Linked DNA regions of Homo sapiens: region 2 is linked to region 1. A link is an interaction called in ENCODE POLR2A ChIA-PET data of the cell type or tissue named here. Cell type or tissue: Panc1. All regions are shown on one strand. Links, peaks and the distances in the headings refer to the core of each region. The heading gives the core; the rest is flanking DNA. Region 1 overlaps VWA2 (von Willebrand factor A domain containing 2). Region 2 overlaps AFAP1L2 (actin filament associated protein 1 like 2).

What was found. Peaks named below come from ENCODE experiments on the same cell type or tissue, not always from the same donor. Only the 100,000 strongest peaks of a DNase experiment are listed, where the experiment ranks them.
Region 2: POLR2A ChIA-PET joins it to region 1 with 5 read pairs; 2 of 35 experiments call an interaction of 5 or more read pairs at or near these places.

Annotation. Positions count from the first base shown.
Region 1 is chr10:114,245,365-114,248,275 of GRCh38, forward strand. The region is part of intron 1 of VWA2 (von Willebrand factor A domain containing 2); the gene reads left to right. It also overlaps the pseudogene AURKAP2. Among named protein-coding and RNA genes, the nearest start is that of VWA2, 7.6 kb to the left of the region's middle. In Panc1, for the core only: no CTCF peak of the experiment used is centred there; no DNase peak of the experiment used is centred there.
Region 2 is chr10:114,307,283-114,310,193 of GRCh38, forward strand. AFAP1L2 (actin filament associated protein 1 like 2) reads right to left here. Exons shown (of 19, transcript NM_001001936.3): 9 at 1,151-1,235; 10 at 523-627. Among named protein-coding and RNA genes, the nearest start is that of VWA2, 69 kb to the left of the region's middle. In Panc1, for the core only: no CTCF peak of the experiment used is centred there; no DNase peak of the experiment used is centred there; H3K27ac peaks cover 1,962 bases.

The sequences.
Region 1 (2,911 bases), core at 320-2,819:
TCCTCACAGCAGCCTGGGGAGGTGGCTGCCAGAATCCTTGTTTTATAAATAATTAACAGGCCTGAGCCTCAGTCTCCTGCCAGTGCCCAGGGTCAGAAGCTGTAACTCCGTAAAATCGTCCTGAACCTAAGGAATAGAGACAGCATTGAGAAGCTCTTCACCGCATCCTCAATGCCTCGCCATTGCCTGACTCACAGGCGGCAGGTGGGGGCTTGTTCTGCCTCTGTGGTGTGGAGTAAGAGGGAAAAAAAAAATGTCCTTAGGGGAAAATGAGTCTTTCTTGCTGGCATGCACAGGGCTGGAAGCTAGCAGGAAGTATGTGCTGCAGGCCAGTATCCTTCTCACCACCTTTCTCCCTTTGATCGTGTCTGTAGAGCTCCTGACATACTGGCTCTTGCCATGTTAGGTGTCTGATTTTCACTTAGATCAGGAGAAGACTTGAGCCTCTTAGTCATTTGAAGCAGGAAGACCCTGCACGAAGACTCTCAGCTGGCAGGGACATTTGTTTTATAATAGTTTGTTTTAGGACTGCTTTGAAATCCAAGGAGCTCTATAGACAGTTCCAAGTGGTGCATATTTTAGAATTAGGTAGAATCTGGTGGCATCATGGAAATAACCACACAGTCTGAGAATATTGGGTGGTCAGTACATGCTCCATCCTCCAGGAGGACCACTCTCTGTGGCACCCTGGACTACCTGCCCCCGCCCCCCGCCCAAGATGATTGGAGGTCAGATGCATGGTGAGAAGGTAGATCTCTGGAGCCTTGGTGTTCTTTGCTATGAATTTTTAGTTGGGAAGCCTCCTTTTGAGGCAAACGTACACCAAGAGACCTACAAAAGAATATCACGGGTTGGGCTGGGCATGGTGGCTCACGCCTGTAATCCCAGCACTTCGGGAGGCCGAGGCGGTCGTATCACCTGAGGTCAGGAGTTCAAGACCAGCCTGATCAACATGGTGAAACCCCGTCTCTACTAAAAATACAAAAATTAGCTGGGCGTGGTGGCGCATGCCTGTAATCCCAGCTACTCAGAAGGCTGAGACAGGAGAATCGCTTGAACCCGGGAGGCAGAGGTAGCAGTGAGCCAAGACCATGCCATTGCATTCCAGCCTGGGCAACAAGAGTGAAAGAAACTCCATCTCAAAAAAAAAAAAAAAAAAAACGAGTATCATGGGTTGAATTCACATTCCCTGACTGTAACAGAGGGACCCAGGACCTCATTTTAAGACTGTTGAAGCATAATCCCAGCCAGAGGCCAATGCTCAGAGAAGTACTTGAACACCCCTGGATCACAGCAAATTCATCAAAACCATTAAATTCCCAAAACAAAGAATCAACTAGCAAACAGTCTTAGGAATCGTGCAGGGGGAGAAATCCTTGAACCAGGGCTGCTGTATAACCTTTCAGGAACATGCTACTAAAATTTATTTTACCATTGACTGCTGCCCTCAATCTAGAGCGCTACAAGAAATATTTGTTTTACTGAGCACCTGGCAATGCCTGAACCTCCCTATTCAGAAAGCTCCACATCAATAAACATGACACTCTGAAGTGAAAGTAGCCACAAGAATTGTGCTACTTATACTGGTTCGTAATCTGGAGGCAAGGTTCCGCTGCAGCTGCCCCCTCAGCCTGGGCCAGGCATGGTTTCTTCCCAGGAGACAAATCCAGAGTGTGGCTGTGGGGAAAGTGACCACTTTGCCCTGACTCGATCGGTTAAGGAGCTGTGCAATAACCTTCCCAGTACCTGAGTGAGTGTGTCACTTATTGGGTTGGCCAAGCCTAGTAAAGCTGTTGGAATGAGGATGTGATTCTTTTTAAGTGTGAAAAAAAAAAAAAAGATTTCTGTACAGATTTGTATTTGTTCTCTGGTGGCATTCCCTTAGAAATGCTCTGTGTCTGTCCAGCACCCCGGTAGGCCTGGTTGGGTTTCTAGTCATCTTTAACCACTTATCTCCCATATGAGAGTGTATAAAATAGGAACACATGCTCTACCTCCATTTAGGGACTTGCAACCTCTGCATCCCAGGTTCAAGTGATTCTCCTGCCTCAGCCTCCTGAGTAGCTGGAATTATAGGTGCCCACCACCATGTCTGGCTAATTTTTTGTATTTTCAGTAGAGACACTGTTTCACCGTGTTGGCCAGGCTGGTCGTGAACTCCTGAACTCAGGTGATCCACCTGCCTCGGCCTCCCAAAGTGCTGGGATTACAGACAAGAGCCACCGCGAAGGGCTTATTTTTTAAAAAACACTGGAGTCATGGCATGTGTGTAAACTTTAAATATGCAAATAACTATGTCAAAAAAAAAAACAAAACGGAGCTGGATGTATCTTGAGGTCCAAACATCATAGGTCCATGATGGAGGCAGGAGTCCAATGGGACTTTTAAAACCATAAAACAGCTTAGCCACATCAGGGCCCTTCTCTTCACTTTGTAAGGGAGGAACCACAGCCTCTCCCAAGGTCACAGGGCACCAGGATGAGGATGAGGGCCCCTGGGTTCATGTAGGCTCTCTGCCACCATGGGGCAGGTGTGGCTCCTGCATGGGTGGTGAAGTTTTTTTTTAAAAAAACTTCTCAAAAAATAATTTTTCTCAGCCAAGTGTGGTGGCATGTACCTGTAGTCCCAGCTACTCGGGAGGCTGAGGCACAAAAATCACTTGAACCCCGGGAGGCGGAGGTTGCAGTGAGCCAAGATCGTGCCACTGCATTCCAGCCTGGGCTACAGAATAAGACTCCATCTCAAAAAAAAAAAAAAAAGTCCTCTTCCTTCAGCCGGATTACGATTTATAAATAATTTAGATGATTAGTGGATAATTTAGATAGTGCAGGCTTTCTTCAGATGTTGTCTTCTTAGCTAGGGGAAGGTTTGTTAACCACATTAGAAGGTTTCAGAAGATGAGGACATTGAA
Region 2 (2,911 bases), core at 311-2,810, 62 kb after region 1:
AGCCCATTCCACTCCTACATGCCCCTCAAGGCTCAGGTCCACAAAGCTATCTCTGACCACAGGGCAAGAAAAGTTCTCTCTGTCCCTGAGTCCTGATAGCTACGAAGATGGCACAGTGCGTGCTTATGGGTATAAAATCATCACCTCCCTCAGGCAGGCTGTGAGCTCTCAGTACTGTGCCTGCCATCCTTCTGCTTGGTCCCCTTTTAGCAAGGTCCCTGCTATATACCCTGTAAATATAGATCAAATGAACATCATTTTTAAAAGAATACTAGGAGGACACCAATCAGTTACCCTTCACTTCCACAAAGGCCCCAACATTGCAGCAAGAGAGAGTTGGATCAGGCATAAAGAACTGCCTGCAGTAACAACAGACGGGAACCTGAGGGCTGCAGGCTCTCCATTCCTAGAGATGTTTACGGAAGACCTAAAACCCCCTGCCTTCGCTGTCTGAGCTCGCCTTCCTGCAGGTTCCAGCCCAGGAAATGAGCCTGTGGTCCCGGAGGTAGCTACAATTCTTACTGGATGTCTCGAGGGACCTCTCCACAGGCTCCAGTGAGGTGGATTTCTTCCTGCCCAGATTCATTAGGTTGCTCAGTTTGAGGCCAGCAGAACATTTCTTCTTGACTGTCAAGATGAGACAGAAAGCAATTCGTATTGCACGTGGTCCACCCACGTGCCCATGAGAGATGGAAAAAATAGCAAACCCATTTCCACTCCATCCACCCATCCCTCCCCGCTACATATGCGCGCACATATGCACGCATACACACACACACATCTCCTCAAACCAGGACCTGCAGGCCACAGTCAGGTGTCTTTAAAGTCACACACTCAAGAGGGGTACACAGACTTCTTATAGAATATGCAACCACTTGAGAATCTTTACACACTGTACTGGCTCAAAGAGATTTGAAATAGGGTTAGCAAACAAGAAGAGATGGAAGAACATTCTATCCCCAGCATTTCATGAAGCTTAACTTCAATTTGGCCGAGTCTCCCTTTTTCCTGGATCTAACAGCAGTATTTCCGAGTGGTTTATTAATAGGGGGCCATGTTAGAATCCGCTGCTAAAACCCATCAGGGTTGAGCCTGACAGCCCAGCCTCACAGCCTGGGACACCATTCCCCTCCCAACCACATGATGTTACCGTCTTTGGTTTCTGGGACCTCAGGGTGGCCATCCACGGAGCTCCCATACTCTGAAGCCGACAGGTACTTCTCAGCTATATCTGGCTATGGACAAAAGCGACATGAATGGGGATCACTGGCTGGGAACAGTTACCTTGGAGACCACAATTGAAGGGAAAATAATAGATGGCTCTTGGTTGTATGCCAGAGGTCAGCTGAGCAAATCCCTGCCGGCCACCTAAACGGCAGAATCCAGGTCACTGGTAGGACATTGGCCCAGCTTCCAAATGGCTGCTCAACCTGATGTGACAGTGACCCTGTAGCCAGTGGGCAGGGCAAGCAGGCTGCTCAGGGGTGGCATTAGAGTCTGCATCCCCTATGATGTTAACTGTCAAGCTAGAAACCACTCATACTGAGAGTGTGAAGAAGTCTTTTGAGAGCTGACTGTTCTAGCAATGTGAGCTGGTTCGTCTGCACAGGAGCAGACCATGTGATTTGAGTCCTGGCCGGAGCATTCTGCTGCCAGGCTGGTGCCCAAGTTAAATGAGCCTCTCTGAGCCTCACTCTGCATGTGTCACATAGGGATGACATCCCAGTCTGCTCACAGGGGTGTTGGGGACTCAAGATGATCCCTAGAAAAGTGTAGCTGCTGCTACTGTTAGAACATGAAACCCTCAGAATATTCCAATCAAGCTGCGTTTAGAGAGTCACCGACTCCATACCTCTGGAAAACAAGCTGACAGTCTCCCAAGCAACAGGACCGGCCTTAGGCAGGGTCCAGGGCCAGCAGTCCCTGGCCAAGGAAGCACTGCATGCCGAGTCTTTGAAGAAAACCCAACTTCTTTCCAACTTTTGTTTTCTTGTCAGTGGCCAAGGAATAAATGAGATAATGAAAAATGGCCCCTCCTGAGTCACTCTGGAATCTGGAAGGACTGTGGGCTATTTCTCCATGTGGGATGACCTGTGCCTTCTGGAGAGTAAGTGGCCTCCTTTCTGCTCGAGCCCTCTGTGTGCCTCTTGTTTTCCTCCCTGCTGGGGTGGGGACCCCAAGAGGAGCCACAGTGATGTTCTGGCTGTTCTATGTGTGCCCACGCTTCAGGACACCTACCTGCAGGTACTCAGGGACAGGAAATGTGACCCCACAGGTGATGATCCTCCTTTTGGCCAGAACCTAATTCAACTTTTTCAGCCTTGACCTTTAAGCCTAAAGCTCCCCGAAAGCACCATGCAAATGAGGACTACAGCCCTTTGGTTGCAATCAGCCTTGAGATAGTGCCCCAAGCCCAGAGGCGCTACTGAGGAATAAGGGGAAAGGAAGTGCCTCATAAAATCAATCTCCCTACTTAAGAATGCAGGCCAAAGTGACTGTTGTTCCAATAAAGCTTCCCCCTGTCTCCCCATTCGCCCACCCCCGGCACCTACAAGCAAGAAAATATTTTAGGTCTGTATCCGTTTCCTCCATTTTCCTGCCAAGCTAGAGTTACTCCTCTTTTCCAAGCAGTGTATGTTTCTTCTTCTCTTTTTTCTTTTTTTGAGATGGAGTCTCCCTCTGTCACCCAGGCTGGAGTGCACTGGCGCTATCTCAGCTCACTGCAACCTCCGCCTCCTGGGTTCAAGTGATTCTCCTGCCTCAGGCTCCCGAGTAGCTGGGATTACAGGCGCCCACCACCACGCCTGGCTATTTTTGTATTTTTAGTAAAGGCACGGTTTCACCATGTTGGCCAGGCTGGTCTCAAATCCCTGACTTCAGGTGATCCACCTGCCTCAGCCTCCCAAAGTGC